Regions from separate parts of the Homo sapiens genome. Here regions 2 and 3 are each linked to region 1. Evidence: chromatin contacts called from ENCODE Hi-C or POLR2A ChIA-PET data. All regions are on one chromosome and are shown on one strand. The core of a region is the stretch at or near the end of the contact, and the rest is flanking DNA. Distances in the headings are between cores, read along the strand shown.

Region 1 (3,889 bases), core at 869-3,368:
AAAAATCTGTTTACAAATTGTTCTCTTTATAAAAGTTTTAAAAATTATTTTCTTCAATATTGTCAAGTAGCCAGTTTCTTGCAAGAACATTTTATGTATTGTGGGGATTATTGGGCCAATTTAGATTCCTTCAGTTTTGAAGCAGTAGATTTCAAAGCTGAATAGAAAAGTCTGCAGTTTTTGCTTTTATCAGCCGCCAGAGGCAGGCAGGCACAGGCTGTATACAAGAAATCCTAACTGTTGCCCCGTCCTGTTTGGTTGTTGTGTGAACATTGGGCAGTGCCCGGCTTTGTGTTGGAAGCATGTTTAATGAAGTCTCACAGTGCAAAACTGCTTCATACGGAGGAAGGGTTTAATCTGACTATTGGACCATTCCACAAAAAGCTCACTATTTCACATTTCTTTTTCTTTTTTTTTTTGAGACCGAGTCTTGCTCTGTCGCCAGGCTGGAGTGCAGTGGCCCGATGTTGGCTCATTGCAACCTCCGCCTCCCAGGTTCAAGCGATTCTCCTGCCTCAGCCTCCCAAGTAGCTGGGACTACAGGCATGCGCCGCCACGCCCAGCTAATTTTTGTATTTTTAGTAGAGACGGGGTTTCACCATGTTGGCCAGGATGGTCTCTATCTCCTGAGCTCCTGATCCGCCCGCCTCGGCCTCCCCAAGTGCTGGGATTACTATTTTTTTTTTTTTTTTGAGATGGAGTCTCGCTGTCGCCCAGGCTGGAGTGCAGTGGCGCGATCTCTGCTCACTGCAGGCTCCACCCCCCCGGATTCACGCCATTCTCCTGCCTCAGCCTCCCGAGCAGCTGGGACTACAGGCGCCGGCCACCTCGCCCGGCTAATTTTTTGTATTTTTAGGAGAGACGGAGTTTCACTGTGTTAGCCAGGATGGTCTCGATCTCCTGACCTCGTGATCCGCCCCCCTCGGCCTCCCAAAGTGCTGGGATTGCAGGCGTGAGCCACCGCGCCCGACCTGGATTACATTTTATGTGAGGTGCAAAGACCTACTGAAACTTCGTCTCCTATTGAAACTTGACCTAGACTACTGGGCTGACTCAGCATAAGGAAGTTACAGAACAGTTGATGATCGGCGTAAAGTTAAAGGGGTGAAGTTCTGTTGAAATCCTTCCCGTTTAATCACCGCAAAAACTGAAAGAACTTTACTTGCGACACTAAAACCACGCGTCTTGTGCACCCTCTACTGGTTTAACCACAAAGTACTAGTTTATTTACGAATTACTGCTGTTTGAACTGATAAGTCTATGAAAACAGGTTTTCATTTTTCCAAAAATTGCACCAAAATAAAGCAAAAGCTCTAGTTGATGCGGGTGTGTTGTTCAGGCGTTAGCAGTACTGCCCTCACTATGCGCTCATTGGACAGTAGCGCAACCCCAAGAAAAGGATGGTTATAATAGAAAGTCCCTGGGCTGCAAGCAGGAAGCGCCAATACCTGGTAGGGTTGTGGTAATTAATTCGTGAGCCTCGCCCTAGTCGGTCTGGTAGCTAGCTTACCTCCAGCCTCCACAGCTTTCGACGACACCCCAATTCTTTGTTTTCTGAGGCTCCCGAAGGGTCGCAAAAGCGGCGGCTCGGTTTTACCCAGAAGACCGCGCGTCGGCCGCTCGAAAATTTGCATACGCTTTTCTCGCCGGGGCGGGGCTGGCGGGGGCGGGACCGCGGCGCGCTCTTGAACTCCACCCGCAGCTAACCCGGGTTTGGCTACGCTGTATTGCCTTTTATTTCGTTTCTCCTCACCGAGTATTTTCCATTATAGCTGTACATAGCTCTTTTTGTGGAAGATCATCCTTCTTCGTGCTAATCTCTTTGGTCCTCCAGTCGGCATGCGTCTGGACTCTCGGACTGCGTCTGGGCCGGAAATGTCTAGGCCTCCCCGGAGCGGGTGGGCGGGAGCGCTGCCCCGCAGGCCGGCTGCTAACAGGCTCCCGGTGTTTCCCGCTGCAGGTGGTTCTGCTGGGCATGGACATCCTGTCCGCCCTGGTGACCCGGCTGCAGGATCGGTTCAAGGCGCAGATCGGCACAGGTGAGCTGCGGCACTTGTGGAGCGGACCCGGCCCCTTCAGACCCCCAGCCTTCCCTCGGCCTCCCCGGCTCCCAAACCCTCCCGGCAGCCACCCTGCCTCCCCTCCAGCCCCCTCTCCCTCCCTTCCGCTCCTCCCAAACAGCCAGTCCCCGCCCTCCCCCGCAGCCCCCCTAAGCACTCGCAGCCTGGGTCGGCCGCCCCGCTGCCTTCCCTTCCAGCTGGACTCCCCTGGCCTCTGGGCCTGCGGGCGCCCTTACCCTCCCCCATACCTTTGTACTGGCTTCACTGTGTTCTCACACGGAACTTAGTAATACGTGTTCTAATATGAAATATTAGTGCCATTTTTATTTCTTATGCTAAATTAGCTGTCACTCTTTAGTGCCAACCAAGTCATATTTTACCCTGACCCCGGTCCCCTTTAATGAGAGGCAGTTTTCCTTGAGAAATCCTATAAAACCAAGCCAGTTGTATTTTTCTCCAGATGATTATGGTTGGCATGACTATTTTCACCTTGATTGTAAATGTCATTACAAATGTATAGTAAATGTTCACTCTTATTTTGAAGGGAAAACAGTATGTCAGCAAAATGAAACAAAACCCACAGATTTCATAGATTTAAATACCTCTAAATTCCTGACCTCCGGTGTTTCATGGGGGTAGTATAAACACTAAGCATCTCTATGCAACCATTTCCTTATGGAATTTCTCTGTTTTACGTTGGTACACATGTATTCTTTACTGTTAACTTTCCGACCAATATGCTCCTTCTGAAAAGGTCATGAGCACCGACTGTTTACAAATTTAAAAAAAGCTTTTACTTTTAGACATTTGATATTTTAATAGTGTTCCATTTTCCTCCTAAATTAGCTGAATTATTCAGGGATATCTCATGTAATAGAGGTTTACAAACTCTTAAAATAAGCTGATCTCTGGTCTACAGGTGCACTTGGACCACTGGTGGGAGGGTCCACCCTGGGTATGTCGGGGAAGATGGAGAGCTGGGCTCTGTCTCATGTGTGTATGGGCGTGATGTAAAACTAAAAATACACAATAGTGATGAAACTTAAGATTTATTCATAAGTGCCCACTCCTTCCACCCCCAAACACATATACTGGAGCCCCTCTCCTTGTGTTTTACCTAAATTTTCCTTTCTGTTGACTCTTCCTCTCAAGGTCTTCCATTTTTATCAGCTTACAAATACGTTGGGAACTGGCTGGAGGAACGTGGGGTAAGGAGGAAGACAAATAGTGTATCTGTCCATGCAAAGGATTTTGCAGACTCTTTTGGTGACTTTCATGGACTTCAGCAAGGAGAGTAGAGCTGTGAGCAAAGATGAGTGGTTTTAGAATGAGATACATCATTTAGGTCAGGGGTTTGTCTTCCCACATAATTGAGATAGGAATACTTGGTGACCACAGACCCCCAAATAGGGTTTCATTTGATCAGTTTCCATTTTGATTTTCAGTGCTGCCAAGTCTAATAGACAGACTAGGAGATGCTAAAGACTCTGTGAGGGAGCAGGACCAAACTCTGCTGCTAAAGATCATGGATCAAGCTGCTAATCCCCAGGTAGGGGCAAGAGATGTGTTTTGAGGTCAGCTGGCCAGTGCGCGTGCATGCACGTGCGAGGGTGTGTGTGTGTACTTGCACAAATGGTGTGACTCCATAGACTTAAGCTGATGTATTACAGATAAAAATTTTCACAGCATTCAATCTGTTTCCCCATGCAAGATATTTAAATAAGTCACAAAACTATGAGATGAGTAAATTAGTGGATTTAACATGGGGGTATTGAATCTAATATACTTAGTTTTAATCCATTAGACTCTTCAGCTCATTTATGTAACCG
Region 2 (3,889 bases), core at 726-3,225, 440 kb before region 1:
GTTTTTGGAAGTCCCCTAGGACAGCCAGGGCTGAGGGTGAGTAGCCAGGAGGGGAGAAAAGAGCCAGGGAAATTTACAAGAAAGTTCCTTCCATTGTCTAGACAAAAGCAGATGCTCGTCCTGAACTCCGCTAGTGAAGGAGGGGCAGTGAGCAGCAGGACCCCCGTGACAGAGCCTGAGTGCAAGACTGAGGAAGGGCGTGAGTCTGACTCAGTCACCCAACCTCAGTCTCAAAATACAACTTCCTTTCTCATGTTCGCTCCAGCAGTCCATCCTCAAATGCACGGGTGCAGCCCCATATGAGACCCACCCACCCACCCACCCACAGTCAGGACGGCTCTCTTGCTGATGCCACACACCCCAAGACCCATGTGCCACCATCCTGAACATCCCCCAGGAAAGGACTCCATGGATGTGGGCAGCTGAGAAACTGTCCTAAATTCCCTGGGGGAACCTCACCAGGCACATCCAACCCTTCCGAGTCACAGGCAAACCTAAAAAGGCAACCCTCCGGGTGCCTCAGGGCTGTAGGGAAAGGACAGAATATCTCCAAGCCATTGAAAACAACTGAAGACAAGAGAATTATAAAAGAAAATGCTAGATGTGTCCCCAAAATGGTGAGTTAGAGAAGGCACATTTGGCCAGCAAGGATAGGAAAGGGTTGGAAAAGGAGTCCCGCACACATTCGCCTGTTAATAATCTTCATCTATCTCCTGACGCCTCCACAGGGAGGATTTCTCTCAACTGGAAATAAATAACTCAGGGATCAAGGATATAATTGGAGCTCTTGATCCAGAGTGTGACCTTCCACTTTTCTCTATTTATTTTTTAGATTAATCAGAGTCTTTACTGGGCTCATGTCAATAAACAACAGGCTTTTTCAATATATACCACCTGCACATCCAATATATCCAAGAAAATAAAAACATATCCACAGGGATTAGTAGCCATGAATCACCAGGAGCCAAAGAAAAGTGCTGTAGATTTTAATAGCCCCAACTATCTGTCTCTTCTAAATGGAAAAGAGGTCAGCCCAGCCAGCCCATGCTCAGGAAAAGGAAATGTGATATACCTAGCCATATTTTTGATAAAACATTTGCTTGAAGAATAGCTGTGTTCTGATGGCTGCGTCATGCACAAAAACAGGACTTGAAGCTGAAACATAAGCCTATCTGCGATAAAAAAGAAATACAAGGGAAAAAGGGAGCAGGAAGAAAGACAAGAGACAGCAGGAAGGAAGGGAGGAAAGAAGAGAAAGATGAGAAGAAAATCCCAGCAGAGAGCACTTCCTCTTCCCTGTGGTGTGGTTTGGAAAGGCTGCCACAGCTGCAGGGCATTGAGCAACCTGCTCACCTCTTCCAGGACTCAGTTTCTTCAGCTGTAACCCGGTGGAGGAGGCAGGCAAGCGTGTGCGTAGACTTAACAAATGACAGAGGCATCTTTGCAAACCACTAAGGAAAAGACAGATTGTTCAATAAATGGTGCTAGGACATTTGATAACTTAAATGGAAGAGAATAAAATCAGATTCTCATCTCTAACAGCCCACAAAAATAACCCCAGAAGAATTAAAGACTGTTAACAAAATACCATGAGATCTGCAGAGGGAAAAGAGAGCTTTCCTTCCTGAAAGCAATCTGCAGATTAGGGAGGCTCAGACTTCAGTACGAGTGAAAGTGTGCTCGCTGAAGAGCAAAGGGAGTGAATGTTCTTGCCCAGGTTCTCAATCAGGTCCATTTGTTCTAAAAAGGATTCAAACTTGTTCAGTTCAGATGGAACCAAATATTCGAGCTCTGATTGAGTAGTTTCCAACCCTAAAACCAGAAGTTTCTTTCAAACAACTGGATTGGAGTGGGGAAGAGAATGTTCTGGAAGCAGTTTATTTTGGCTCTGGTTATAGGAACTGTTCTGGCTCGGGGATATAAAGCAAAATGTTTGTCAGGAGCTGGTTTTTCTGAGAACCAAGGACATGTGACCATTCTTCATCAGCCCGCATCGCTGCCTGGTTCTGCTTTTAAACTGGAAGCGTCTCTATTATTCACAGGGAGCCTGTCTCTATTAATCACAGAGAGCTTGGAGTCTTATTTTAGTTTTATTTCACAAGGCCTAAATGGAGAAAGGCAAATTTTAAACTTTTATGAGAAAAATAGGCTATCTTTTTAACTCCTACGTAGAGAAGCCTTTGTAAAGAAATCACAAAAAGCATAACCCACATAGGAGAATTTTGGTAAACATAACACATTAAACTTTTTAAACTTTCTTGTAACAAAAAACATCATAAACAGCATCAAAAAACAAAGGCAATAACTGAAGGAAAAAACATTTTTTAGGAAAAAAACACAATTAAAATAAAAACTAGGCAAAAACGAGAAATACAGATAAGTCCCAGAAGAGGAAAACAAATGGCCAGAAACAGGGAAAGATATCAGCCTCACAAGGAATTGGGAAAACTTAAATTCAAACAATAAGACACCATTTTACAGCAAAGAGAGTGGGAAAATCCCTGATAATTCTGAGTGTTGGTGAGAATGTGGAGAAGCAAAAACTCACCTAAAAAGTAGCTGTTGTACCCTGAGAAGCTGATAACCAGAAAGCAATTCCCTTTCTAGGAATATTCAGTAGAGAAGCTCTCACTAACACACACAACAAGATGTCTGGACAATAATATTCCCAGAAGCTTGGCTTACAATATCAAAGATGGTACAAACATCCTAAAGGTCCATCACCAGGAGAATGGCTAAATGGCTTGAGGTATACCTCATCTTTATTTCATTCATACATGGAAAGCTATTCATATATGGAAATCCCAACAACAGGGCTGAAGGGACAAAACGAGGTTCAGGAGGATATGGCTAGTGTGATATGTGATACCATTCGTTTGCAGCAACATTGTAAGCTGCAAAGCAATAGTATGTGTTGTCTGTTATACACAGATACTAGTGCACATGGAAGACACACATGGCTGGTAAGCACCAAGCTCAGGATGCAGCTTACCTCTAAGGTGAGATAGAAAGTGATGAGACTATGCCAGGTTCCATGAAGGAGCATTAGCTGCGTCTGTCATGCTACTTTTTTTTTTTTTTTGAGAGGGAGTCTCACTCTGTTGCCCAGGCTGGAGTGCAGTGGCATAATTTTTTTTTTTTTTTGTATTTTTAGTAGAGACAGGGTTTCACCGTGTTGGCCAGGGTGGTCTCGATCTTCTGACCTCGTGATCCACCCACCTCAGCCTCCCAAAGTACTGGGATTACAGGCGTGATGGCCCATATTTCTCTAAAAAGCTGAATCAGGCTGGCTGTGGTGGCTCACGCCTGTAATCCCAGCACTTTGGGAGGCCGAGGCAGGTGGATCACCTGAAGTCGGGAGTTCCAGACCAGCCTGGCCAACATGGTGAAACCCCATCTACTAAAAATACAATAATCAGCTAAGCATGGTGGCAGGGGCCTGTAATCCCAGCTACTCGGGAAGCTGAGGCAGGAGAATCACTTGAACCTGGGAGGCAGAGCTTGCAGTGAGCCAAGATCGCATCATTGCTCTCCAGCCTGGGCGACAGAGCGAGACTCCGTCTCACAAAAAGAAAAAAAAAAAAAAAAACAAGAAAGAAAGAAAGAAAAGAAAAGAAAGGAAAATAGTATATATTCAAGGTGTTCTGCATGATTTTATATACGTATACACTGTGTCCTGATTACCAAATTAATTAACACATCCTCACCACAAGCAGTTACCATTCGTGTGTGTGTAGGGAGCGGGAGGGAAGTAAGGACACTAAGATCTGCTCCCTTAGATAATTTCAAGTAAATAATGCAGCATGATTAACCACTGTGAGGGATTTAGTCTTACAATCAACTTTCCCTAAAGTACTTCCAGTAAAAAATTATTATTATGAGTATTCCC
Region 3 (3,889 bases), core at 956-3,455, 380 kb before region 1:
CAGAACAGGGAAGTCTATAAAGACAGACAGTGCATCTGTAGTTACTTGCTGAGGAGGGGCAGAATGAGGAGACATTAAGGGGTAGGGATGGTAGCTAAAGGACTTCTTTTCGACGTGATGAAAATGTTCTAAAATTGACTGTGGCAATGGTTGTACATCTCTGTGAATACACTAAAAATGACTGAATTGTTCACCTATAATGGGTAAATGTCACGGTGTGTGATTTGCATATCAATAAACTGTTTAGGGAAAAAAGAAAACAAGTAGTACACAGGTCAGATTTGGCCCATTCTCCAGAGTTTGCTGACCCGGCTCCAGTGTAATTTTTTTAATGTATCTTCTTTCATCTTCCAGGTAAACCTGTGAGGCAGATATTATTTTGGCTCTGAATGATGAGGTAATTTGCCCGGGTCACTCAGCTAGCAAGGGGAGGGCCAGAGTGCCTTCCGAGCACATCTGTGCTACTGGGCTCATCACTCAGATGAGAAGCCTCCACTTTTATCTCCTCCAGAGTGTGTGGCCCAGAGCTCTGTGCCTGGAGAAGACACCATCAACTGTTGATTTGATTTGTACTTAGAGAAGAAAAACAGTGTAATGATTAAGAGCACAGACTCTGGAGTGAGACTGCCTGGATTCAAATTCCAGCTCATTGCTACTGCATGATCCTGAGCAAATCAGCTTTTCCTCTCTGTCTCAGTTTTCTCATCTGTAAAATGGGGATAACAAGAGCTCCTACCTCACAGGATTCTTGTGAGAAGTTAATGAATTATATATGAGAACAGTGACACAGATTTGCTATATTATTATTTATAAGCTACGCTTCTCACAGGTATTGATGCTCCTGCAAGGAGTGCAATCTGTTCTAATGATGGACATTTCAGGAATCAACAACAGGTCAGCAGGAAAAATTGGGGGGAAAGGGGAGATGCTTGGCCCTCATCAAATCACACCATAAGCAGGTCTTGCTGCTCAACTAAACTTCACGACATCCCCAGGCCTCCAGCTCTCCCAAGTGCACAGGACATTTGGGAAAATTAATGGATGGAGGAGTTTGACTTAGCTGCCTGGACCTGCTGTGATGGGAGGGGGTGTGGGGCGTACCCCGGGCCTCAGCCACTCAGCACCATCCGGAAGCGCCTCATGTTCCATTTAGCTTATAATAGCAGATATGAAAATTTTATCAGGTTTTCTGCCTTACTCTTGTGAAATATTAAACATCAATAAATTATTAAGCTGAATGTAAAATACTACAAATGTTCCTAGATTTCAAAAGGCACTTCAGAAGCACGTTGGTTACAGGGCTATTTTGGGCAAAGCAAACCTGCCCCAGTAAGGAGGTATCTTTTTTCTTCTCCCATTATCTGTGTTCCTTCATAGGGAAGTGTCTATTCTGGGATTCACGCTCTACAAGTAAGCCCCAAAGAAGCTTCTGCACAGGTAGCCACTTGACGCGTTCTAGGAGGAGTGTGGGCAGGATCTGGAATCTGCACCCGGGAGGAGGGAAGAGAGCTGCAGGCCTGGGGCCCAAACTTTGAAAAAAATGACAGTGTTAGGTGTTCCTTCTCTCCATCTTGGAAGCGGGAGTGCATCTTGGGCACGGGTTGTGGCCAAAAAGGTTTCTGATGGCCCAGGAATGTGTGTCTAGTGGACAAGGAGGTGCTGAATGGAGTCTGTTTCCCTAGGAGGCTAAGGAGGTTCCTGAGAAAGACCCAGCCGGATGTGAACCAGCGAACCTGACAAATCAGTGGGGTGCCCAAAGGACGATGCCTGTTGCCAAGGAACTGAGGAGCCTCCCTGAAAACAGCTCACCCTGAGAAGAAGGCACTAAGCCCCAGTCTTTGGTTGCAAAAAGGAATCCTGAGCCCAGCACTGCAGCTGCTTCTCTGGTCCTCCCACAGCCCAGCCTCCTGCACCTGCATCTGGCTCAGGACAGAGGGACAGCTCCGAGAGAAACCAAAAGGAGACACCTCACTGGTGCACAAGCCACTCAGCTCAGGTCTCCATTACAGGGCGTCCCAGAAAGGGGAGAGAGGGCTTTCCTGCTTTGTTACAAATTGCCACACAGCTCAGCATGCAGAGGCAAGTCAGCCACGACGGAAACATGACACAGGACAGCATGGGGTGACAGTGAGGCCCAGACAGCAGCAGCAGGCACAAAGGCTTTCAGCACGTAGCAGGGAGCCGTGGGGGCAGAAAGACGCGGTGCCTACAGCGCCTGGCAGAGCTCCCAGGATGGAGCTGCTCCCTCGAGACCCAAGGCTGTGCCTTCCTCATGCCTGCCCAGGAAGGCTGGTCCCAGCCAGACTGCCCCTTACTCCTCCACCCCACCTTCGCCTCTGCCTCTCTCTGTTTCAACACTGTCTCTGTGTATGGGTGTGTGTGTGTGTGTGTGTGTGTCCATTTATATAATTTATTTCATAAATCAATTTAGCATTTTACCCAAGGAAGACAGGTGTAACAATTAGGAATAATTTTGTCTACCCGTAACAGAAACCTGACCAGCTGTGGCTTAGCACACCAGGACAGCTCCCGTTTACCTCACACAGCCTGGTGGTAGCGGGTGCAAGGTTGATCCCGGGTCACTGAAGATCCAGCCTCCCTACTCTTGCAGCACTGTCTGCATTCTTTAGTGTACTTGCTCTTTCTCCTTCATGCTACCCCTCTAGGTGTTACATCTCCCGGGGAAACATCAAGCAAAGAAAACCTGACTATAGGGACTTAGAAAAGCAGGGCTTGTTTTCCTCATCACAGGAAGTCCAGAGGTAAGCAGATGCCCATGGGATTTCAACTACTCAGCAGCACTGGCGCCTCCTGTGCCTCCACACCACAATCTTTGGTGAATGGGCCTCTGGCATCACTTGCCAGTTCTTGGTGACAAGATGGCTGCCACAGCCCCAGACATCACACCTGCCTTCAAGGTAGGAGAGGGGAGATGGGCAAAGCCAGCTGCAGCTGCATATGTCTCCTTTTATCAGAAAAGCAAAAGGTACATTTGCTGGTGAGGCTTATCTCTCTCTCTGCAGCCTAGGCCTCTGCCTTGTGAGCCAAATCCACACATCCAGCTGTCTCCTGGGCATCTCTCAGACCCCCATACGTACGTGAAAAGACTGGGAGACCTGGGTTTAAGACTGAGCCATGCCACTGGCTGAGACCTAGGAAAAGACACTTAATCCTTCGGAATCTAGGTTTCTATCTAACTTTGGGAATACTGCTCCCTGAAGACCTCCCATAGAGTTACTGTGAGGATGAAATCAGACAATGCAGGTAAAGGTGCTTTGAAATTGCAAAGCATGGCAACATTTCCTCGTGTGTTCCAAGAATAACAAAAACAAAAAATGTGCACTGCCAGGTGCGGTGGCTCATGCCTGTAATCCCAGCACTTTGGGAGGCCGAGGCAGGCAGATCACTTGAGGTCAGGAGTTTGAGACCAGCCCAACCAACATGGCAAAACCCCGTCTCTACTAAATATACAAAAATTAGCCAGGCATGGTGGCAGGCGCCTGTAATCCCAGCTACTCGTGAGGCTGAGGCATGAGAATCACTTGAACCTGGGAGGCGGAGGCTGCGGTGAGCTGAGGTCACACCATTGCACTCCAGCCTGGACGACAAGAGTGACTTCGTCTCCAAAAAAAAAAAAAAAATTGAAAATAGAACCACCATATGATAGTCAGAGACATGGGCACTCCCATGTTTACTGTAGCACTATTCACAGTAGCCAAGATTTAGAAGCCCATCTATGGAAGAATGTGGTACATATATACAACAGAATACTATTCAGTGGAGACTGGCTGAAGGGAGAGCTGTCTGAAGAGGGTTCTGGAAAGCCTTGGAGGCAAGCAGCTGCCAGCTCCTCCGAGCCTCGAGCCTCGGTATGTTGAAAGGCAGCGGC

The links. Hi-C counts contacts between places; a loop is a spot of excess contacts on that map. ChIA-PET counts read pairs that join two places held with the same protein, here RNA polymerase II (POLR2A). Pooled maps may share reads with other maps.
Region 2: a map of CD4-positive, alpha-beta memory T cell shows a loop between it and region 1 (5-fold over the local background). The contact joins the enhancer-like site here to the promoter of CLASP1-AS1 in region 1. A Hi-C loop is called at or near these places in 4 of 168 maps with a recorded cell type or tissue (CD4-positive, alpha-beta T cell, CD4-positive, alpha-beta memory T cell, GM12878 and 1 more), 2 of 37 single-sample maps with no recorded cell type and 8 of 50 pooled maps.
Region 3: a loop to region 1 is called in a map with no recorded cell type, with 3 times the contacts of the local background. The contact joins the enhancer-like site here to the promoter of CLASP1-AS1 in region 1. A Hi-C loop is called at or near these places in 2 of 37 single-sample maps with no recorded cell type and 4 of 50 pooled maps. POLR2A ChIA-PET finds 5 or more read pairs at or near these places in 2 of 52 experiments (activated CD4-positive, alpha-beta T cell and activated naive CD4-positive, alpha-beta T cell).

What each region holds. Positions count from the first base shown.
Region 1 is chr2:121,528,397-121,532,285 of GRCh38, reverse strand. It overlaps CLASP1-AS1 (CLASP1 antisense RNA 1), which reads right to left and starts at 2,118. Exons shown (of 2, transcript XR_001739683.2): 1 at 1,511-2,118. CLASP1 (cytoplasmic linker associated protein 1) reads left to right here. Exons shown (of 41, transcript NM_001395891.1): 3 at 1,961-2,039; 4 at 3,506-3,609. RNU4ATAC (RNA, U4atac small nuclear) reads right to left here and starts at 1,406; the gene lies at 1,277-1,406. RefSeq lists an enhancer at 1,729-1,858 and a silencer at 2,049-2,248.
Region 2 is chr2:121,967,382-121,971,270 of GRCh38, reverse strand. All of the region lies in intron 2 of LOC105373592 (a long non-coding RNA gene), which reads right to left. Among named protein-coding and RNA genes, the nearest start is that of LINC01823, 180 kb to the right of the region's middle. Within about 2 kb of position 1,975, at least 9 of the 41 ENCODE cell types and tissues checked have a DNase peak (open chromatin) inside an H3K27ac peak, as active enhancers do.
Region 3 is chr2:121,906,352-121,910,240 of GRCh38, reverse strand. All of the region lies in intron 1 of LOC105373592 (a long non-coding RNA gene), which reads right to left. Among named protein-coding and RNA genes, the nearest start is that of LINC01823, 120 kb to the right of the region's middle. Within about 2 kb of position 2,205, at least 2 of the 41 ENCODE cell types and tissues checked have a DNase peak (open chromatin) inside an H3K27ac peak, as active enhancers do.